Regions from separate parts of the Homo sapiens genome. Here all the other regions are linked to region 3. Evidence: chromatin loops called from intact Hi-C (ENCODE). Cell type or tissue: heart left ventricle. All regions are shown on one strand. Region 1 overlaps EGLN3-AS1 (EGLN3 antisense RNA 1). Region 2 overlaps LOC102724945 (a long non-coding RNA gene). Region 3 has its middle 110 kb from the start of EGLN3.

Region 1 (8,000 bases), 210 kb after region 3:
CCGCTGTTGGGTAGAAGAAGGCAGGGAGAGAAGACAGAGTAGGTAAAGAGCATTTCCATTTCTGACTGGCTTTCCCCATGGCACCCTCCTGTCAATAAGGATCAGGGGACCAAGCACAGAATGTATCACTGCCCCTGCACTCTTTCTCCATCATGGGGTCATCACAGTCGCCTCTCATCTGCCTGACCTCAGGATTTTCCCTGCAGAGTCCTGAAGACTTTACCAGGGGCCAGGCAACCCAAGAAACAGTTTACCAAGCCAAAGGTCAGTGAGTGATTTTGCTCATGCTCTCACATTCTCTCCATCGTTCTCTCTCTCTCTCACACACACACACGCATACACACACACACACACACACACACACACACACTCCCCTAATCCTCTGTGGCTCCAAACACAGGCTCAAAATTATTCCTGTCAACCTTTGTGAGGTCAGGCACTTCCTAAGCAGATGCTGCTAATTCTATCATATCCTTCAGCTGTCGGCAATGACGTTGCCTAGCCTATTTCCTTTTTGGTCTGCTTTTATAGCACTCTTACTTGAATATCAAATAGCTTTTTGTACCAAGGCAGCCAAGTTGAACGTCTAGTTTAAAACAGACAATTTTGGGGGTGGGGGAATAATTTTGTATAAACATAATAGCCTTAGGCAAGTCTCCTTCTTCCAACCAGAGGCTGTTGTGGTGCAGTGAAAGAGCACTGGACACGGAGGGGGAGATGTGGGCCCCATTTCAATAGCTGCTACAAACTCTGCCTTTTGGGCCTAATTCTGTGAGCATCAGTTCCTTCACCTGTGATATCACTGACACGGACATGGGAGCAATTGCTAAAGTCATTGCCAAGAGTAGATTTAAAAGCACATGAAACACTAGAAGTCTTTTCTTCTGTGGCCTCCAGTATCTCACATGCTCCTAGTTTCCTTTAGTCTCACCGCCTGGTCCTCCTCAGTCTCTTTGCTGGTTCCTCTCCTCTCCCCAACCTCTGAATATTGGGCTCAACCCTTGGACTTCTGCTTTCCTTCTCTCCTTGCTCCACTGGTGATCTTATCCAGTAGCATGGGTTTTAATATCATCTGTAGGCTGATGACTCCCACATTCACATCTCCAGCCCAGGATTCTCTGAATTCCAAGCTCATACTTCTACCAGCCTATTCATCATCTCAACTTGGGTGCCAAATATGCACCTCAAACTATACATTCTAAACCTGCTCGCCTGCAGTCTTTCCTAGTTTAGCTCATGGCAATTTCATCCTTCTGGTTGATTGGATCCAAAATCATAGAGTCATTCATGACTCATCTCTTTCATACCTCCCATCCTTCCATTCCATCACCAACTTTGAGTTCTATCTTCAAAAGATAATGTAAATTAGACTGTTTTTGCATCACCAACTACTGCCCTGAGGCAAGACAACATGAAATCTCACCTAGATTCTTGCTGGAGTTTCCTAAGTGGTATCCTTGGTTCTGCCCTCACTCCCTTCCACTCTCCTCGGTCTGTTTTCAAACAGCAGATGCAGTGATCGTGTTAAACTACACATTAGATCATGTCACTCCTCTCCTCAAAACCCTCCAATTTCTACCCATCACATTCAAGGAAATTACTGTTATGTATCACTTACTATAAAATGAGGATCACGATAATACCTACTTCATAGAGTTGTTGTGAGGATTTAAAAAGTCAGTATATGTGGACGGGCGCGGTGGCTCACGCCTGTAATCCCAGCACTTTGGGAGGCCGAGGCGGGCGGATCACGAGGTCAGGAGATCAAGACCATCTTGGCTAACATGGTGAAACCCCGTCTCTACTAAAAAGACAAAAAAATTAGCCGGGTGTGGTGGTGGGCGCCTGTAGTCCCAGCTACTCGGGAGGCTGAGGCAGGAGAATGGCGTGAACCCAGAAGGCGGAGCTTGCAGTGATCCGAGATGGCGCCACTGCACTCCAGCCTGGGGCGACAGAGCGAGACTCCGTCTCAAAAAAAAAAAAAGACTTTGGAGGTATGCACTATTATACCCATTTTACAGTTGAGGAAACTGCATTACAGAGAGATTAAATAAATAAGCTCCCCAAAGTCACATAGCTAGGGAATGGTAGAACCAGGCTTCTGCTGCAGGCACTTGGCCTCCATGCCCTGTTCTTTCGCTACACTGCCTCATCAGTAAGCCTTCTTCCAGGACACGCTCTACATGCTGAATAGTACCCCCATCATATGGAGGGAAAATTAATTTACTTGACCAATTCCTCACAAAGTCCTCTGATCATTCCAAGGGCTCTAACTTAAGCTAACAAATTCATTTACTCAACAAATACTATTGAACGACAAGGTACTAGGCATTGAAGACACACCAATGAACAACCAAAAAATGGACACAAAGTTCTGTCTTCATGGAGTTTACATTCTGTTAAAAGTACTTTTTATAATGGAAGCATCACTAGAGACCTGACTTGCCTACTGAGTAATTGCTTTTCTCTGCCGAGGTGAACAGGCTCAGCTTCATTCATTTGGCGCATCTTGTGGCCAAAGCACTTGGCTAACATCTGTGGGAGGAACAGAAATGATTCAGACATGGACTTTGCTCAGGGAAGGTTGTATATTACGATGTGCCTGGGTATCTCAGCAGCAGTACTTGTTGAACATGTTCCTGGGTCTGTCCTGTGCTCTCTCATTTAACATCTAAGCTCCCTAAGGGGGAAGAACATTCTTGTGGTTTCCTTTTTCTCTGCCCACAGAGCCTAGAAGAGTGCTTTAAATACTTTGGCTTTGCAGTTTATGTTCTTTATTGAGTACCAACTTTTAGAAAGATTCCTCAAAAATCTATTTGGCCATAAATTTTGCTCCCCACTCTTCTGTCTTTGATACCACATTTATTCCATCAGCAGACAAAAGAGAACTAAGACTATAAGAGCTACCTCTTATAATTGTTAATATTTTCATTGTCCTTTCCCTAATTAATTTTAACTATTTTAACCATTTAGCCACTTGGATGGAGGAACCCTGGTAGTCTACGGAATAGTCACGTCAAAGACTGATTGCCCCCCACCACCCCCAGCCAACACACACACACTTTAAACCCTTCAGTGATTTCTCACTGTTCTTAGGAAAAACAGCCAAATCTTCAGCAAGGTCTCCAATGTACAAGGTTCTGAGTGGCCTGGCTGTGCCTGCCCCTCGGCCTTTCCCCGCAGCGTCATGAGTCATCTTGCTCTGGGCACTGCAACCACAGGGCCTGTTTGTGGATTCCAAACACTCCTGGTCCATCCTGCTGCAGGGCATTTGCATGTGCAGTTCCTGCTTCCTAGAAAGCCTTTTCTTCTTCATCCTTTAGACTCAACTCAATCATTACTTCCTTAGACAAGCCTTCACTGGCCCCGGGGCCCCGACTCCACCCAGCATCATATCTTCTCATAGCATCAGCACCTCTCCTTCAGGCCCCTCTTCAGCTGTTCCTTCATCCCAGGTGTAATTTTACTTGTGTAGGTGGAAATATGTTATTAATGTATTTCTCCTCCACTATGCTTCATGAGTACAAAGACCATTTCTGATTTTTCTCACCATTGTATATCCAGAGCTGGGCACAGTGCTTGAAACTAAAAAAAAAACAAAAAATTACTCACTCAACAACCATATAATGAGCACCTTCTGTGTGCCTGGCCCTGTTCTAAGCCCTGGGAATACAACAGTGAAAAGCCAAAGTCCCTGCCTTCCTGGAGCTTATATTCTAGTTTTGGATAAGAGACAATAAACAAATAAGCAAGATGACTGCAAGGAAGGGTAAGTGTTATGGAGAAAGTACTTCTGAAGGGAACAGGATGTGAGCACTGGGGACAGGGTAGGATAGTATCTCAGATAATGGTCAGGAAAGGCCTTTACAGGGATCTGGCATATGAGCCGAGTCCTGGGTACTCTGAAGGGGGGACTGAATTTTATTGCAAAAGTTAGGACAGTCCCAGGCAAATCAGGACAGTTGATCACCTTGTTGATCATAGTATGCTGCCTGCTTCAGCCACTCACCCAGAAAATGATTCTCTCACACCTTCTAAATTTCATTTCCAGAAACACTCCTTCATGAGAATTAACACAGCTTAGAACACAGTAAATGCTTTGTAATGATGAGGAGACTTCCCAGGAATCCACACCCACTAACTTTAGGAGCAGTCCTGCCTTTGGGATTCCCAGTCAAAACCAGGCCCTCTCCTGCAACCCTCCCACTCTCAGAGTCCCATACTTGGATTTCCATGTGGATGGAATCCACCCAGCAGGAAAAGCTCATTTCCTCCCTCCATCTGGCTCACTCTCCCAGCCTGGAATCTTCCCCCACAATATCCCTTGGCAGACTCCTCTTCTGCACTCCCTCCTGGCTGGCTCAACTTCCGGCCAGTTCCACCCAATAATAAACTACCTGTAATGAACCACAGAGCAGCAGATCCCTCCAGTGGTCCTCCTGCTCCTTGGGGCACACACTTGAGCAGGCCCTGCTTCAACAATTGGCAGCTGCCCGCTTGGCGCAAGCACTCACACAAATTCTTCCTTACTCTCATTAGTCTAAACTAGGTCTTTATTTAATGGATTTAGAAACAGTTCACTGGCTAACCTGATTTTTTGTTTCATCTCCAGTCAAATTCCCAAGCCACTGTTGAAAGCTTCCCTTTTTATCTTCGCCCCTTTCCCAGCCCCAACTCTCCCCTCACCAACTGTATGAGCAACATTAGCACCTACGTCATTGAGATATTAGAAGGATTTAACCGAATTAATATACACAAAGCACCTAGAACAGTCACCAGCACACAGTAGCCCTTCACGTGAATGTATTCAATGAATGAAATGCTAGCCCTTATTATTGTCCCTGAGATCTGAGAGTCATTTGTGCCTTGATAGTAAGTAGCTGCCTGCTATGATTTTATTTGAAGAGACAAATTATCCTGTTGCCCAAATGCTCCCCCAGCAAACTTAAAAGTCCTGCAACCAGCATCTGTATTTAAAAAGAGCACGTGAGGTCAGGCACGGTGGCTCAAGCCTGATTTCCTAGCACTTTGGGAGGCTGAGGCTGGTGGATTACTTGAGGCCAAGAGTTCAAGACCAGTCTGGGCAACATGGTGAAACCCCATCTCTACTAAAAATACATAAATTAGCCAGGCTTGGTGGTGCATGCCTGTAATCCCAGCTACTTGGGAGGCTGAGGCACAAGAATTACTCGAACTGAGATTGTGCCACTGCACTCCAGTCTGGGTGACAGAGCAAGATTCTGTCTCAAAAAAAAAAAAAAAAAAAAGAAAGAAAGAAAGAAAAAGAAAAGAAAAGAAAAAAAAAAAAGCACATGAGAAGGATGGGAAACATTACAACAATTTCCCATTTTTCTCCCCAGAAGAGTTTATTAGATTAAATAGAAGTAGAATACTAAGGACTATAGCTGGATGGGGAGGACAGAGTTTGAGGCTTGTTTAGAAAAGAAGGTCAGAAGCTCTCACTGTAAGGAGGGGAGGCATCATGAGAGCATTGGACTCTTGACGGGGTGAAGGGAGTAAAGCTGAGGGCATGGAGAAGTGGAAGGGGTGTGGAGAGGAGCGATTACAAAGACAAAATTCAGCTAAGTTAATGGAGCCAGGTCCTTTCCTAAAGCCACATCTTCCCTCCCCAACTCTGCCCCAATCAAGACTAGACTACATACTGCAGGCATCCTACTCAAGAGAAAAGAGCCTGGATTTTCAAGCCACCATAAACTCAGAGCAACTCCCAGTCCTACCATTTACCAGTTGACTAAGTTCATTGACCCTTCTGAACCATGGATTCCTCTTCTATAAAAACAAAACAGAAACAAAAACTCTCAAAACAAAGTTGTGAGGATTCAGTAAGATAAGGCAGGTGATAGGCCAGCTAAGTGCCCAGCTTCTAGGAGGTGCTCAGATCGCTTAGTTTTTCAGCCAGCTTTCTGACCTCACACTAAGTCCACAGCCTCTTGCGCTTTTTCCTATCTAGTTTTTACATGTAATTTATTACATTCAATTCAATTCAACAGAGATTTTATAGAATGCCAAGCACTAAACTCTGGGGATACCAGAGGATCAGGTCCCCTTGCTCCCCATGGCCCCCCAAAACTTGTAGCCTATATAGGAGACTAAAGATTAAATATGCAGTTACAAATGAACAATGAACATTCCAATAAGGGAAATACAGGAGCTGTCAGAACACAGCTCTCACATTACACAATAGATGTAAAATGAGCTCTATGTCATTTATGCTAAATGTCAAGACACAGGAATTAAGCACTTCCACAATAAAAATCTAGGTGGATACCTCAGTAGAGCAGATTTTTATGTTGGTGGTAGTTTCCAAAGTTAGCACATAACTGAAAGCAGTCACTTGAAAAAAAATCCCTTAAATTATCCATAAAATAGTGTATACATGGTTTTCGTGTACAAGTATGCATTGCTGTGTGTATGTAAATACGTAATAATCTACACAACAGATAATTGACAAAGAATAAATATGCAAAATATAAGTTTACAGATTTTACTACACAGAAGAAACCAAAAGTGAAATTAGAAAAAGTTTGCAAAATCAATGTTCTAAAAACTTCCAGTGGAAATGCATGTTTTGTTTTGATAACAAATTCTAAAGGGCCAGGACACAGCTGCAAGGCCAAGCACATTCACACTCTTCAACCACCCTGGGCTTTTTAAAAGTGTGAATAAAGGCAGTAGCTTCAGAAAATCATTCTTTGGTTCTCTTAGTTGTTAGACTTCTGTAGGAGCCTGTCAATCTTACAGAGTATTAATAGAAAGAAAATTACCACCCCACCCCACCCCCCCCCCCCGCAAAAAAAACCTTATTGCCTTTTATTTTTGGACAGGTTATGGAATCACAAAATCTCAAGGTTGTAAGGGAACCGAAAGAGCACTGGTCCAACCTGTCATCATATGTTTCAATCCCTCCCAAGGGATCAAACAGTCTCTACTTAGATATTTCCAGTAGCTAGAAACTACCCCTTCCATCTTAGAACACCTCCAGCAGTAATTTAAATGCACAATTGCTTCAAAAATTTAATACATCAAAATTATGTGTTGCAGGAAGATCTTCCTGGCAGGGATTCACTTTAAAAGTATTATGAAGAATTTACTCTGCAATATTCTTAGTGTATAAAAGGGTCATACAGACTAATAAGAAAATCGCTAAGATCTCAATAGATAAGAAAAAATGTAAATCATCACATTTGTATTTAAAAGTTCAGTCAGCTGGGCGCAGTGGCTCACTCCTGTAATCTCAGCACTTTGGGAGGCCGAGGTGGGCGGATCACCTGAGGTCGCGAGTTTGAGACCAGCCTGACCAACATGGAGAAACCCCATCTCTACTGAAAATACAAAATTAGCTGAGTGTGGTGGTGTGTGCCTGTAATCCCAGCTATTTGGGAGGCTGAGGCAGGAGAATCACTTGAACCCAGGGGGCAGAGATTGTGGTGAGCCGAGATTGTACCATCGCACTCCAGCCTGGGCAACGAGAGTAGAACTCTGTCTCAAAAAAGAAAAGGTCAGTCTACCTAATTTAATAGGCAAAAAATTATCCCACATTTTAATCCATTAAATAACAAAGGTCAAGACACATTGCACCAAAAAAGCAGTGAGATATAAACTGATGGTAGAACTGTAGATTGCTACAACTTTTATGTATTTCATTTTGGCAATATTCATTTGTCAAAGAATAAGCCTAGAGGTTTGTTGTCGTTGTTGTTGTTTCATCACAGCTGAGTCTACTAATTTACCAGGCAAGGGAACACAAACCAAAACAGAAATTTGCAATGTATCCCTGTTAGGGAAATGTCAGGGGTTGCTTTTTAAGTGCTGGAGAGAAGTGCCTGATGATTATTCTAGTTAAGCATTGACAACTAGCATTCTAGACAGTCAGTCATTTAAACAAGTGTCACTGTCTGTGGTCAGGAAAGAGTTTTCAATCAGGTCCTGTGTGTGGGTGGGGCCCGGGGGGGTTCCTTAAAGTTAATGGTCAGCTTTAG
Region 2 (8,000 bases), 190 kb after region 3:
TCACCCATCATCCAGGCACTTCACATCTCAAGAACCATCACCTATACAGGCATACCTTAGAGATACTGTTCAATTCCAGCCATTGCAATAAAGTGACTATCACAATAAAGTAAGTCACACAAATATTTTGGTTTCCCAATATATATATAATTTATGTTTATACTATACTGTAGTCTATTAAGAATGCAATAGTGTCTGGCCAACATGGTGAAACCCCGTCTCTACTAAAAATACAAAAATTAGCTGGGCATGGTGGCATGGTGCTGGGCACCTGTGATCCCACCTACTTAGGAGGCTGAGGCGGAAGAAGCACTTGAACTCAGGAGACGTAGGTTGCAGTGAGCAGAGATCATTCCACTGCACTCCAGCCTGGGCAACAGAACAAGACTCCATCTCAAAAAAAAAAAAAGAATGCAATAGCATTATGCCTAAAAAAAAAATGTATATACTTTAACTAAAAAACACTTTATTGCTAAAAAATGTTAACAATCATCTGAGCCTTCAGCAAGCCATAATCTTTTTGCTGGTGGAGGGTCTTGCCTCGATGTTGATAGGTGCTGACCAATCAGGCTGGTGGTTGCCAAAGGTTGGGGTGATTGTGGCAATTTCTTAAAATAAGACAACAATGAAGTTGCAACAACAATGGACTCTTCCTTTCATGAGAGATTTTTCTATAGCATGCAATGCTGTTTGATAACATTTTACCGACAGCAGAATTTCTTTCAAAATTAGAGTTAATCCTCTCAAACCCTGCTGCTGCTTTATCAGCTAAGCTTACGGAATACTCTAAAACCTTTGTGGTCATTTTAACAATGTTTCTAGCACCTTAATAAGGAGCACATGCCATATCAAGAAATCACTTTCAGTTGGGCATGGTGGCTCCCACCTGTAATCCCAGCACTTTGGGAGGCCAAGGTGGGTGGGTTGCTTGAGCCCAGTTCAAGACCAGCCTGGGCAATGTGGTGAAACTCTGTCTCCACAAAAAATACAAAAATTAGCCGGGTGTGGTGGCACATGCCTGTAGTCCCTGCTACTTGAGAGGTTGAGATGGGAGGATCACCTGAGCCTGAGCTGGGGAAGTGGAGGTTGCAGTGGGGTAAGATCAAGCCACTGCACTCCGGCCTGGGTGAAAAAGCAAGACCCTGTCTTGAAAAAAAAGAAAGAAAAGAAAAAAGAAAAGAAAAGAAAAGGAGGGGAAGGGGGAGGGGAGGGGGAGGAGGAAGGGGAAGGGAGGGGGAGGAGAGGAGGAAGAGGAGGGGGAGGAGAGAGGAGGAGGGGGAGGAGAGGGGAGGAGGAGGGGGAGGAGAGGGGAGGAGGAGGGAGAGGGGAGGGGAAGGGGGAAGAAGGGGAGGGGGAGGGAAGGGGGAAGGGGAAGAGGGGATGGGGAGGGGAGGGAGAGGGGGAGGGAGGAAGAAGGGGAGGGGGAGGGAAGGGGGAGGGGAAGGGGAGGGGAGGGGGAAGAAGGGGAGGGGGGAAGAAAGGGAGGAGAGGAGGAAGAAGGGAGGGGGGAAGAAGGGGAGGGGGAGGGGGAAGAAGGGAGGGGGAAGAAGGGGAGGGGGAAGAAGGGGAGGGGGAGGGAAGGGGAGGGGAGCGGAAGGGAGGAGAGGGGAGGGGAGGGAAGGGAGAAATAGGACCTTGCTCTCAATTAGGCTTTAGCTTAAGGGAATGTTGTGACTGGTTTGTTCTTTCATCCAGACCATTCAAACTTTCTCCATATCAGCAACAAGTCTGTTTTACTTTCTTATAATTTATGTGTTCACTGGAGTAGTACTTTTAATTTCTTTCCAGAATTTTTCTTTTGCAATCACAAGTTAACTAACTGTTTGGTGCAAGAGACCTAGCTTTCAGCCTATCTTAGCTTTTGACATGCCTCCCTCACTAAGCACTGTCATCTCTAACTTTTAATTTAAAGTGAGAGACACGTGACTCTTCCCTTCACTTGTACACTTAGAGGCGATTGTAGGGTTATTCATTGGCTCAGTTTTAAGAAGCCAAAAGAAGGCTTTTGGCCTTCTGGGTGTATCTCCACTCATTTGGACATGCATTATGTCTCACTGTTTTTCTTTCATTCATCCATCTTAGTAACCATTATTGAGCACCTAGTGTGTACAGGCTCACGCGGGAGACACAGTAATGAACAAAATAAACATGGCTCCTGTCCTCTGGGAGTTATACTCTTGAGGGCAGACAAATGATAAACAATCAGACAAATAGCTGCATCATTACAGAGTCATGATACATGCTTTCTGAGAGTACAGGACAGCATGAAGGAACATAACAGGCCGATCTAATGAAGGACACTTGTGCAACAGCATTTGTCGGGCCATCTGTCCTGAATGCTTGGCCCGGTGGGTGCTACAGCCACAACATGCTTCTCATAGTTGCCTTCCAGGTCTGGTGAGGATTCCTTAAAAGAAAAGCAGCTGTCATTCAGGGTTTGCCTCAGAAAGAAATCAGGATTGGCATCCTCCTTCGTTTGCTTTGATTTGTAGAGTTTGAAGAGACTTCAAGAAGCCAGATCACCTGCCTCACAACTCTGGGGCATCATTCACATCACAGTCTATGAATGGAGCTTCCAGAATTGCACACACAGCCAGTTAATGACAAACCCTGAAATTTTAAGTTAAAGTTTTAATTTGATGGAAGGATAATTGAGCGACTGTGACCCTACAGAACATTTGTTACCACTCCTCTCCCATTCTGCCTTTAAAATGACATTGGCAGAGATTTCAACTATCCTCAATAACTCTCTTCGGGAAGCGTGAAAATCACTCTAATGAATTCCATACTTCCATGCTTTGCTTTGTAGTGGTGGGCACTGGCCTGAATGGAAACCTTTCGTCTGGTGGCTTAACCATTCCACTATAAAGGAAGGAAGGCAAGAGGAGAAAACAAGGAGGCAAGGAAGGAAAGAAAAGAAAGAAAAGGAGATGGAGAAAAAGAAAGAGAATGAGAAGGAGGAGGAGAGGCTGAGGTGGGAAGATCACTTGAGGCCAAAGTTCAAGACCAGCCTGGGCAACATAGCAAGACCTCATCTCTACAAAAAATAAAAAATTAGCCAGGCATGATGGTATGCACCTATAGTCCTAGCTACTCAGGAGGCTGAGGCAGGAGAATCGCTTGAGCCCAGTAATTAGAATGCAACAAGGTAGAATTGTGCCACTATGCTCCAGCCTGGGCAACAGGGTAGGACCCTGTTTAAAAAAAAAAAAAAAAATAGAGGAAGGGACAAAAAAGAGGAGAAATAAAAATAAAACAAATATTTAATGCATTATTTTACATTAATGTAAACAAATCCATGATGAACAAACTATCAAAATGTTCAATGAAGACAGGCTCAATATCACTGATTTTTCCTTTTGTCTGAGGTTCCAGTATGGCTCAGCATGACACGGACACCCACATTCATTTATGGGAGCGTGCTGGCTTTGTTTGTTCTTACTAAGATTTGAGAATCCGTGGGCCCAGGTGAATATCTGGAGCTGGTGTGTAGTAGCTAGCGAGAGCCTATTCAATGCAACTCTTTCCAACTCCATGTTAAGAACATGATATTGATATCAAACATGGTGAGAGTGTTTAATCAGGGAAATTGGCTAAGGCTACAAATTAGGGGCTTCCTCCCCAACCCCCCACCCCCCAACATCGCCACCCCCAGATTGCTGGTTTACCAACATCTGCCTACTGGAAGGCTTACTTACTCTCTGTTTAGGAACAAACACCAGTGAGGGCAGGTTTTAGTTAAAGCTGTCTCTACTATGGGTACAATCGACATTTGGGCCTGGCTAATTCTTTGTTATGGAGGCTGCCCTGTGCCTTGTAGGATGTTTAGCAGCTCCCCTGGCTTCTACCTTCTAGATGCTGATAACACACTCTTGTTACCCCAATGGTGACAACCGAAAGTCCGCAAACACTGCCAAATGTTCCAGGGGGTGAGGAGGGGCTGGGAAGGGGATGGCAATTTGTTTGGTTCGAGAAGGGACAGCCCCAAACTGAAGAAGCCAGAATGCTGTGCAAAGACAGCAGTTACTTTCTGCGCTTTCCAGCACAAGGAGGCAGCGGTTGTAGCCTGCTGACCTTGGAATGATCCCACTGGGAGGTGGGGTTGGGGAGGTGGGGGAAGTACTTTCCCAGTTCCTTGGTGGAGGTTTGTCAAGCTTCTCTTTGCCTGAGGATTGGCCTCCTTAGACAAACAAACATTTGGTTAGTTTGACGGGTAATCCAAATTATGATTAGAAACAGATTACCTAGCTCGAGACTTGTTTGGCGGGGAACAAAACCACCCACACAGATCCCTAATCACTTTCCAGGAAGAGGCCTCTCTTTAACTGGGATTGGGGACAAAAGCCTTTTCTTGAACTTTTAATCTTTTCATATATTCTTAGATCCTTGTGCCTCTCCTTGAAAAAAGGAGGCAGCCTCTAGCCAAGTTGAGTCTCTGAGCATACTCCACTGCCAGTGCAGGGTCAGGCTATAGTGAGTGTACAAAGGGTGGTCACCTGCAATCAGAACTTGCATGCTAGATTTCCGATTTTCTAATCACCAAGATTTTGAATGAAATATAAAATGAAATAATCTTTGAGACAGCATTCAAACTTTTTTTTTTTTTTTTTGAGACAGCGTCTCGCTCTGTCGCCCAGGCTGGAGTGCAGTGGCGCAATCTCTGCTCACTGCAATCTCCGCCTCCCAGGTTCAACTGCTTCTCCTGCCTCCGCTTCCCGAGTAGCTGGGATTACAGGCATGCACCACCACACCCACCTAATTTGTGTATTTTTAGTAGAGACAGGGTTTCACCATGTTGGCCAGGATGGTCTCAATCTCCTGTCCTTGTGATCTGCCCACCTCAGCCTCACAAAGTGCTGGGATTACAGGCGTGAGCCACTGTGCCCGGCCAGCATTCAACTATTTTTAAAGAATATTTAATTTACCATGTTTAAAAACAGTTTGCAATAAATTTTCAGCCACTCCGTCCTATGTCATACTCACATATGCACACACACACACCCACACACCCACACACACACACACACACACTCATTTTGGCAGCAGCTATAGCCAGATGGTATCTTCATCCTGGATGCCTTTTGATTCCCAACACACAGCTGTTGAGTCAGCCCTCATGTTTTCCAGCTGTTGTTTGCAGAATTAGAAGCTGGACAACTGAGGGAGAAGAGACAAAGCTGGGCTAAGTGAAAGAGGACAGAACCAATGTGTCCCTTTTTTGGAATCTCAAAGATCCAAGGACTGTGTTGGCAGAATCAGGACTGGTCATTTAGGCACCAGAAAACACTCATCCACCTGCTGTCACCCATGCAACCAGAAACCAAGCCTTTCTTTAGGTGGTTAAGGAAACTAAACAACTTGCCATTTCATCTAGTATCCATGGGATGACCACTCCCAAATCTCTATCTTTAGCCTTACCACATACTTGAGCTCCAGATCTGAATTTCCAGTGCCTATTGGTCAGGTGCAGATGTACATCCTGCCAGCCCCTCAAATGCAATGTGATCTACATAGGGATCACCATTCCCAGCCTAGCAGCCCCTCTTCTGGGGCTCCCCCTCTCCGTGGTATCCCTCCCTGTCCACACAGGGGCTTGAAGCCTTGTGTCACCTTCAAAGCCACCTTCTCCACTCCGATACCCACTCTCTCATATCTGCCTCTTATTTTCATTTCTACGGAAACAATTCTCTCTCCCGCCTAAATGACTGCACCATTCTGGCACCAGTCACTCTGTCTCACCCAGACACTGTTTCCTAAATAGCTCAAACATTGCCTCCTGCTTGTCAAACATCAGTGGCTCTTCTTGACCTATAATGCTCCTAAACAAGTCTTTCAAGGGCAGCTATGGTTTACCTGCAACCCCATTTTGCTATTATCATCTGTCCTTGGGTCCTTCCCTGTCTTCCAGCCCTTACAAATTACTTGTCTAAGGTATAAAATGGCAAACACACCCTACCCTTGCTAAAGCTACTTCCTCATCCCTTTTTCTGACTATTAACATTAGTCCTAGATCAAATGCTGCCTCCTTACCCTGGAAAACCTGTTTCCTCTTCGTTCCCGTGATACTTTGTAATACATAATACATATTTTAATAGGCTTTATTCTTTAGAGCTATTTACATCTCACATATACATTTTATGCTCTAGCCAGTCCTCCCCCTGGACTGAGGGAGGAGGCACAATACCTACATCTACTAGTTAATTGCTTGGGAAATAGTTGTTGAATGAAAACCAATTCCTAGAAAAAGACAGCCCAATGAGACAGGTGAGATCAGGATAAGATTAACTTCAGGGGCAAGTGTATCCAAAGCATAATATATAATAACAGGGGTGTGTGGGGAGGTGGGAAGGACAGGGGCAGAACCACACCCCCTTTTTGGCATTGAGAAAAGGGAGGAGGCCCACCCCACATTAAATCTGCAATTCCCTCAGGGATCCACCACCTTCATCTATGGGAAGGATGGCAACCAAGCAATGTCCCAATGACTGTGCCAGCACAGAGGACAACCTGAACACTCCCCCAGAGCTGAGGGTTCAGAAACCAACCCCCCGGAAGTTGGCTGTGCCAAGCACACACTACTAAGCTTTGCTCCAAAGAGTCCCTTAAATGTGGCAACTTGATACTAAATCTTCCCTTAGTGCTGATCACCTATTTAAACTGTGGTTCTTCTACTTGAAATGATCTTTTTTCAAAAAGCCTCAGAGGACTACTGATTAATTACAAGGAAAACACACTTCCTAACCCAAAAGTTACTTTAAAAGGTGTCGACCCTGTTGAAATGACTAGAAAAACTGAAAAGGTGGAGAGGCCAATGCATTATTATTTTTTTAAACTCATATTCAAATCTTACTTGTTGAGCACCTACCCTATTCACAGAAGTTACTGGATCTGTCACATGTCACACGAGGTAAGTGGTGTTATCTCCTTTTCAGAAACGAGAAAACTGAGATTCAGGAGCATGTATGTGAGTTTACTTTGTCTCTTAATTAGCTCATAAGTTTTTTGAAGTGAGCCCATGTGTACTCAAACCTATAGTGTCTTCCACAGTGTCAAAGAATGCTACATGTTCGACAGATACTTACTGAGCCTCAAAAGTAAGATGTCCTACCTTTTTACGGAAGACATGTCTTTGGTAATTTTTCTCCTTCTATACACCAGAAGCCACCTCCTCTCGCCTCTCAGAACCCCCACGTGGCAGCCAGGAGAATGAGCCCCCAGCCTTCCATCCACAAGGAGTGCGTAATTAACAGAGCGCCTCAGGTGCTGAGCTCCGGAAGCCCAGGGCCAGGTCCCACCTCCTATGGGCTCCCAACCTTCAGTTGACTTTGTCTGGCCTAAAGTCCTCCACGGCCTTGCCAAACTTTCCTCAGACTGCAGAGGAAGGTATAAAGCACTCCACCCAGGCTGGGTGCGGTGGCTCATGCCTGTAATCCCAGCACTTTGGGAGGCTGAGGCGGGCAGATCAACTGAGCTCAGGAGTTCGAGACCAGCCTAGCCAACATGGCAAAACCCCATCTCTACTAAAAATACAAAAATTAGCCAGGTATGGTGGTGTGTGGCTGTAGTCCCAGCTACTCAGGAGGCTGAGGCAGGAGAATCATTTGCACCTGGAAGGCAGAGGTTGCAATGAACTGAGATCACTCCACTCAACTGCAGCCTGGGCAATGAGTGAGACTTCGTCTCAAGGAAAAAAAAAAAAAACACAACACTCCACTCAGCCTTCCTTTCTTCACTCTAGGATCAGACTTACAGTGTGACGACTGTTTTACCTTCCTTTAGCTCCCTTGCCACTTTCTCGTAGACTTTCACACTACTAAAATCCTGCCATGTTTGATCTTGTCTTGATGTCTGCTTCTTGGGGGACTGGGGACTAACATGCCCCAGTTTTTGCTTGAATAAATAATCTGTAATCTTCATTCCCTTAAGAATATTTAGCAAACACCTATTATGTGCTGGGAATACAGGGGTGAACAACAAAAGCATCTGTGCCCTCATCAGTA
Region 3 (8,000 bases):
GATATGGTTATTGGGACTGGAATTCTGCCTATCACAGGATCTCTCTCCATATTCTTTTGTATGGTTTATTTTACTTATGTTGGTTTCATTGTACAGAATTTTCTGCTCTCGTGGAGAGAAGTCTTCCAGGAACAAGTCTCCTTCCCCGATTGGTATTGTATCCAGATTTGGTCATTATTGCTCTGAAGCTTAGAAACAGGGTTCATGGGAAGATTTTTACCTCCCTACCCTGGCCTTCTTATGCCTTCTACTGCTTTCTCTCAGGGAAAAGAGTAAGCAGGTATAATATAGAGATCTCACAAACAACTCAAAATCCCCACGGATAATGTGAAATTATCCCCAGAGAAGGTGAATCATGCAAGAAGATGTTTTTATTGAAAGCATCCCAAGCAGGAGTAGTTTTTGCCCTAAGGGAGATCATAGAAGAGGTTCCGCCCCCAAGGTGTTGTAAGCACTTGTGGTGCCGACTGTCAAATTGATACGTCCTCTTCTTTCAGAGAAAAACCAACTGCTTATCTCTTCCCCTCTGTGGCTTAACCAAGTGCCTGCAGGCCAAAGCAGCAAGCTTCTTGACCTTTCCCCACACTCCTGCAAGGAAGGACTTAACTTCTCAACCCTACCTTTTCAATAAGAAAAAGGTTTGAGGTTAAGGCAAGCAGCAGGGTTTTTATAAAAGATGATTTTGTCTCCACACTCACTCCTGGCCCTTTTCCACACACCTGCCCCTTCCCTGCCCCTCGCCCTGGTACTTCCGGCTCTTTCGCTGCCTGCCTCCTGCTTTGCTGGATAGTGTTCATTTTCACCCATCCCCCAGGCCTTCTGCCATCCCTCCCTGGGCCTGCCTCCAACACTCTCCTTAGTCCACGATATAGAGGTTTTCTGAAAGCAGAAGCCCTTTGCACTAAGACATAAACGGTGCCAAATCACCCCCACAAGATTGAAAGAGAACACTTTCAAAGAGAAGGAAAAACAAAGGGAAAGGAACACAGCAGGGCCACCAAAAGATACAAACCAGTTGAATTTCTGTAAGAGAAAACCAAATCTCCAAACCAGCTGAATTTCCGTAATAGAAAACCAAATCTCCACATCAAGGATGAATCCGACCTTGGGTGGGGAGGAATCTAGACCTAACACAGGCAACTAAGAGGAGGTACTGACTGTGACGTAAAGACCACATTCCTGAAGCAGCAGCTCCAGGGATACCCGAGCTATAGAGCTGGCATAGCAACAACGTCTTTCCAGACTATCAGTGAAAAAAGTAGTTGTCCTCGAGGATAGCCCAGTTTTTATGAATGTGGATCAGATGGGCCTGGGTTTGAATCCTAGTGCTATTACTTAGTGACCACATGATCCCTGTCAAGTCGCTTATGTGCTATATGCCTCAGCTTCTCGCTTTTGTGCTATATGCCTCAGCTGATAAGATGGGGGTAATAAGCGTTGCACTGTGTCACAGTTACTATTGTGAGGATCATATTGGATCTATGGCCTGTGATGTAATCAGCACGACACCTGGCATGTAATAAATGCTCAGTAAGTATTGTTCTTGCTGTTAAACTCTGTTGATCTGGGAGCAAGTAGCCCCAGGCATAATATTCCCCAACTTTGCCCTCCTGGCTCACTTAAATGTAACCAGACTGGGTTCTTTGATTTTAACTTGTGAGAGAGAAAAGAATTTTTTCCCTAAAGTTTCTGAAACTTAAACATTAAAATACTCACTTGAGGAGGAATGGGGTGATTTGCTCAAAAAGTACAAAGTTTCAGGTAGACAGGATGAATTACTATTGTACAGTCACCATGCTGTCCAATAATCTTCAGATTAGTTATTCAGATTATATATTTAATAAGTGTATTAAACACTTGAAAATTGCTAACAGATCTTAAATGTTCTCACCCCAAAAAATACTATGTGAGATGATAGATATGTTAATTAGCTTGTCTGTGGCAATATTTCACAATGTATACATATATTAAAACATTATGTTGTACACTACAAATATATACAATTAGTCAATTATACCTCAATAAAACTGAAAAAATAGTCACTTGAGGCAAGAGCTATGGAAATGTATCTGCCCCCAGATTCGGGTCTCCTAAGTAGTTTTTTTGGGGGATCAAATTCCATAGAAGCATACTGGCAACTCGACCTAGAGGAAAGCCTGGGCTTTTTTTCTACATTTGTGTAACTGATGTCTGAAGAACGTCAGAACAAACAATCAGGAACATTATAGGAACTGCCTTCCTGAAACTGCAGCAAGCCAGATCAAGTAATGAGCTCATTTGGAAACCCTAGAGACACAGTTTCAAGAAGAGAAGCATACAGAGACTAAAGGGGCCATTTTTAAGTAAAAGATAAATAACATTTTTAAGAAAATTGTTTATTTGGAAAGACTTCAAGCCTACAGTCAGTTAGTAAGATGCTAATTGTTTCTTCTGTAATAATTCCCTTAACCCTAAACTATGGTCAAGACCTTTAAAGAAAGCTTCTGCATTAAGTCAGACTCCATTTCATAAACACACGTACTAGCTCTTTTGACAAAGAATCTGGCAGGAAGTCATGAGCTCTGTTTCCCAGCTGAGGTCAAAAGTCACCAGATATGAAGCAGATTATAGAGAACAAAGGTAAGTCCCAAATTAAATTCTATCCATAGCTTGACTCCTAGAGGTCAAACCTCTAGAGCAGGTCTTAAAATTTAGTGTGCCTAGGAAATGACTTGAGATGCTTGAATTTGGGAGCCATATGTTCAGGGTTTCTTGCTTTGCTTTGCTTTGCTTTGCTTTTCTCTTTTTTTGAGTCGGGGTCTCACTTTGTCACCCAGGCTGAAGTGCAGTGGTGCAGTCATGGCTCACTGCAGCCTCAATCTTCCAGGCTAAGGTGAACCTCCCACCTCAGCCGCACAAGTAGCTGGAACCACACGCATGCGCCACCATGCCTGGCTAATTTTTGTATTTTTGGTAGAGGTACAGTTTTGTCATGTTGCCTAGGCTAGTCTCAAACTCCTGAGCTCAAGCGAACCGCCAGCCTAGGCCTCCCAAAGTGCTGAGATTAAAGGCGTGAGCCACTGCGCCGAGCCAGTTTTTTTCTATTGATTCATAATAATTGTACATATTTATGGGGTACACAGTGGTGTTTTGATACAATGTACAGTGATCAGATCAGGGCAATTAGCATATCCATCATCTCAAACATTTTTCATTTCTTTGTGTTAGGACACATTTCATTCTTATTCATTCAGCAAAGATTTATTGAATGGCTTATGTGTTGGGTGTGGGGATACCAACAAGACCCCTATCTTCACCAAAGCTTATTGTCCAATGGGGCACATGAACAATAATCAGACAATTACAATGCAACACCGGCTAAACGCAACACTGTCATCAGAGACGATTCTCACTTACTCTTCAAAGATCTTCCCAGAAATCAGGGAGTTAAGCCAAAGAAACATGAGAACCAACATCTGTTGGACAATCGTGAGGTGCCAGGCCATTTGTACACACTTGCCCATTTAATCCCCAGGCAGGTAATGTTATCCCCCTTTCCCAGGGGAAGAAACTGTCCGCGTACAAAGGTGGGCTACTCTGGGCCTGGAGTCCAGGTCTTTCTGCCTCCAAAGCCCATGTTCAGATCCACGGGATCCGGCTCACAGTGATAACGACTGCATTCAAGGCTGTATGGCTATGAAATGGCACTGGAGTTTGGGTCACCTGGGTTTTCCAATTGATCATACATTACTGTAGAAGATGGAGAGAGAAACTAATGAATGAAAATAATACAGAAATGCACATAAGAAAATCCTTTGGACAGAGCCATTGTGAAGTGCAAGGAAACTCCCCTTCCACGGCCCTGCGTGGGGTTTCGTGGATACCCCTCGGGTCGAGGGAGATCTTGGCCACTAGAGGGCAGAGTGTACATTGAACAATCACAGCAAAAATCCCAAAGCCCGTTATGAGAAAGAGACCTAATGCTGCATGCTTCATTAACTATTCCAGTGCTGGTAAATATCTGCTGCCCTCCTGTGCAGACAAGGAGCAGATAAAAAATTTTAATGCTAGAATATGACACCTAATCACTGCATTTCGGAACACAATGTGGGGGAGGACTCTTCTGATTGTCTCCATCCATTTCCAGTATTCTTAGAATTATAAGCTGCACACAGTTCAATTAACCCTAAGATTGACGAGGAAAGCCTTCTCCAGTATACTATAAACTTTCCCAATAGCATGAAGCACACAGTGAGTTTAAAAAAGTAAAGAGTTGGCCCTTATTGCCGATGTAACAGCAATAGCCAGACAATAGCCACAGTAATAGCAATAACAGGGAGTTTGGAATGGGCATAGGGTTCATTCCTGGGTCTATTTCTTACCAACTGTCACTTTTTGGGCCAAATTATTTAACCTCTATGAACCCCAGTTTCCTCAGGTATAAATAAAACCTACCCAATAAGTTTGTTGTGAGGCTTAAATTATTAAATACAAATTCTTAGCATAGTCATCAGTCGCTACTGGTAGCTGCTTCATTATGATAATTCATTATTAATAGTAATAGAGTTTTAGCTCCACATTGATATCACAGACATTAAAGCCTCTCCAAAGGCTGTCTTGCCTTCCTGTTGTCACAAAGCCCCTGCACCGTACTCATCATCTCCTCTTTCTTGTTGTAAATGAAGACATTTCCCTCCTCATCAGACAAAGGCCAGTTCTTCCATCTGCAGCCTGGAGGCTCCATCTTCCCACCTTCTTGGGAACTTGACGCTTTCAGTCATCATTTGTCATGTGTGGCTCCTGAGTCTTTACCTTCTCCCTCTTCCTTGCCTCCTTCCATTCTCACATTTAAACATGTTCTAGTCTCTTCTATCTTAAAAGCAAAAACAAGTAAACAAACCCTAACCTCTCCCACTCCCCACAGATGCCTTGAGCTACAGCCTCTATCTCTCCTCACTTTGCAATGAAACTTCTCAGCAGAGCTCCCTGCAAGCCAGTCCCGTTTCCTCCTGTCTACCCACTTCTTAGCTCATTCCAATGTCATTCCGTCTGCCTGCCCTCACAGTGCCTCACATGGCCACGCTACCTCCAGTCTAAGCTCTTCAGTTCTCTTCTTACTTGACCTCTTGGCAGCTTTGCCACAGGTGACCTTCTGAGAACACTGCTGTCCCTCAGGCCCAGGAACACCAAACTATTCCTCAGTGTCTGGGGCTGACTCTGCCATCTTGCCCTAGCCTATTGATGCTGGAATCTTCCAGGCTCTGTCTCAGGCCCTCTTCTTTTCTTATTCTACCCCCTTCTTAGGTGCTTTTGTCTATTCCCACAGATCCAGCTCCATCTCCAAACCCATGTTCCTGGATATCACCCCTGAATGTCTCGTAGGCACCTCAAGCTCGATATGAACCAAACTAAATTACCTCCTCACTTCCTGCACCTCCTCCTGCTGCACACACAGTGAACCCAGCTCTTCAGCAGTCTCTCACTGTGAAATTTGCATCCCCATGCAGCCAGGTATTTAAGTCAAATTTGGCAAACGCTCTTAATATTTTCATTTATTTTATTCCTCACATCAAATCAATTGTGATTCCTGTCCACTCTGTCTACTAGATTTTTCTTCAGATCTTTTCCTTTTTTTCTTCCCACTGTCCCCCACCATCAATCTAAGCTACCACCATCTTTTGCCTGCCCCTCTCCATTCCAGCAGAGAAATATTTCTAAATGTTGGTTTTACCCATGTCATATCCCACATTTAAAATCCTGCGCTAATATAGTTCTTTGGGTAAAATCCAGAATCCTCAAAGACTCCTAAACTTGTCATCTTTATCTGGCCCTGTGCTACCTCTCCAGCCTCGTCTCACACCACTCTTGCCTTTCCTTCTCAAAAACCCATGTTTGAAAGTGGGTAAACTAATTGAGGCTCTGTGGTGTGCCAGGCGGCATGGGGATTTCAAAACTGTATCAGTCACCATATCTGCCCGTATCAAGGAACTTACAGTCACGGGGGAAGAAGGACCCAGCTATGACGATTAGTATAAAGTAAAATGTGATAAATAGCATTAAAAATGTACACACGGGGGAGTTCAGAGGAGGAGGTGAGTGGAAATGCAATGCACGGGGAAGGCTGCAGAGATGTGATCTGTGCATGCACCATGTAAGATGAGGAGGCCTGGGCTGTTCCCAGATGGCATGGGAAGACCAAGAGTTTAGAGAAGAATGAATGAAAGTAGGCACATCAGCTATGTCAGGCTGATCAGGAGAGAAATGGTATCAAGAAAGAAGTGTGTGTTCAATGTCAACCACTGCAGACACCCAGAAAACATAGGCACTTAAATTTGACAACCAGAGGTCATTATAGATCTTTGAGAAAGTAGTTTGTATAAGTGGGTAATGGTTGAAGCCAAAAGACGATGGAAAAAGCGGCTCATGAGAACATGAAGACTGACTGTAATATTCCATTACTTCAAGAAGGTTGGTAACAAGGGAAAAAACCATGGCAAGAAGCAGCTTGAGAATTTAGTATTAATCATCATAGCTAGGACCAGGCAGGCAAATTCCCAACTGGGGTTGGGTTAGGTCAAAACAGAATCTCACACCATAGACACTTGGCAGGAAGCCAGGGAAAGGAAGGCATTTAAAAAGGAGTTGAGGCAGGGGGTGGGTGCTGTTTACATCCTGGGTTCACCTGGTGAATCAGTCCCCAGTCCCTGGGAGCAGCCCTAGGGGCCAACAGGAGGCAGGGGCACCCAGCCCTGCTCTCAGCACTAGCTGTAAAAAGTGCAGAACAATGGAAGCTGGTTGTAAAACTTAAGCAGATCAGACACTATAAAATACTTTGTAATGCACCATTGAGGCGACCAAATAAGAGGCTTGAATAAATTTATATTCCAATTGCTAAACATTACAGTCAATTTAAAAACCCACAAAAGTTTTGCTGAACAACTGTATAAATAATAGATCTGTCGCATTGTACAGTACCTAATAGACTGAGACATAAAACAATTGCAGCTAACTCCCTCTCACCTGTTAAATCATCTCGAAATAGATCTGCTAGCTCAACTCTCTATTTTTTTTCCTTTCAAAAAACACTGTAAGGTAATTCTCAGGTTAATGTGAATTGTATTTATTATTTATTTGCATTTTTTTCCCCTCAAAACAGAAAGCACTAGAAGCTGACAGGGCCAGAAATGTATTGTATCTGAGCCTGCCTTCCTCCCTGGAAGCTCTCCGTCCAACTTTTGGGATGTTTCTCTTCCATTGAGCTATAGTAGAATTATCAGTTGGTGGCTATTTTGTAGAAGTTGAAATCAACGTGCACACACAGTCACACAATAATACACATGCATGCACACATACCTGTATGGGTGTGTGTGCGCACACATATGTGCACAGAGAAGCAATGCAACTTAAAGAATAAGAAAGTAGGCCAAGAGCTAAAGAAAGCAAATTCTGTGTTTCTGTCATAAACATGCTGTGAGAGTGTGGGCAGACTCCCTTTCCCACTGCTTCTGGGTTCCCATCCCAAAATCATTTGATTAGCTACCGATTGCAAAACACACACTGAAACAGTACAGACATGAGGAAGAATAATCTTTCCCTCAGGTATGCATCCACATTTACAACTCAGGAGTTGAACAGCAGAGCAGAAACAAAACCCAAAAAACAACCAAACAGAAAACAATGCTTTTGCAATTCTCACAACCAACTGTAATATCGAAACAATAATTATCCCCCCTTTTCAGACACGGTAACTGGGATATAAACAGGTTAAGGAATTTGCTCAATATCATCTAGCTAATAAGTGGCAGCCCTGGGATTTTAACTCAGATTTCCCTGAGCATGCCATATAGAAGACAGCTGTAGTGCAGACAACTCAGGAACAGATAGGAAACTAACTCCCTTTTCCCGTAATCTATTTGAGGAAGATGGTTCCGAGCTGGGAAGGGGCTGCAGGTGGGTTACCTGTCTGTGTCTCCTACTCAGTATTAGAAACTCGGGTAGGGGAGCTTCATCTTTCCATTCCC

The links. Hi-C counts contacts between places; a loop is a spot of excess contacts. Peaks named below come from ENCODE experiments on the same cell type or tissue, not always from the same donor. Only the 100,000 strongest peaks of a DNase experiment are listed, where the experiment ranks them.
Region 1: it touches region 3 in a loop (4-fold over the local background); 2 of 110 quality-filtered maps call a loop at or near these places.
Region 2: it touches region 3 in a loop (2.7-fold over the local background); 9 of 110 quality-filtered maps call a loop at or near these places.

The regions. Positions count from the first base shown.
Region 1 is chr14:34,049,563-34,057,562 of GRCh38, forward strand. The region is part of intron 2 of EGLN3-AS1 (EGLN3 antisense RNA 1); the gene reads left to right. The region is part of intron 5 of LOC102724945 (a long non-coding RNA gene); the gene reads right to left. Among named protein-coding and RNA genes, the nearest start is that of EGLN3-AS1, 14 kb to the left of the region's middle. RefSeq lists an enhancer at 5,722-5,771. In heart left ventricle, no CTCF peak of the experiment used is centred here; a DNase peak (open chromatin) is centred at 4,422; H3K27ac peaks cover 959 bases.
Region 2 is chr14:34,025,978-34,033,977 of GRCh38, forward strand. The region is part of intron 5 of LOC102724945 (a long non-coding RNA gene); the gene reads right to left. Among named protein-coding and RNA genes, the nearest start is that of EGLN3-AS1, 10 kb to the right of the region's middle. In heart left ventricle, no CTCF peak of the experiment used is centred here; a DNase peak (open chromatin) is centred at 4,054; H3K27ac peaks cover 1,847 bases.
Region 3 is chr14:33,835,907-33,843,906 of GRCh38, forward strand. No RefSeq gene overlaps it. Among named protein-coding and RNA genes, the nearest start is that of EGLN3, 110 kb to the right of the region's middle. RefSeq lists a silencer at 3,697-3,991. In heart left ventricle, a CTCF peak has its summit at 3,874 (motif pointing right); a DNase peak (open chromatin) is centred at 3,865.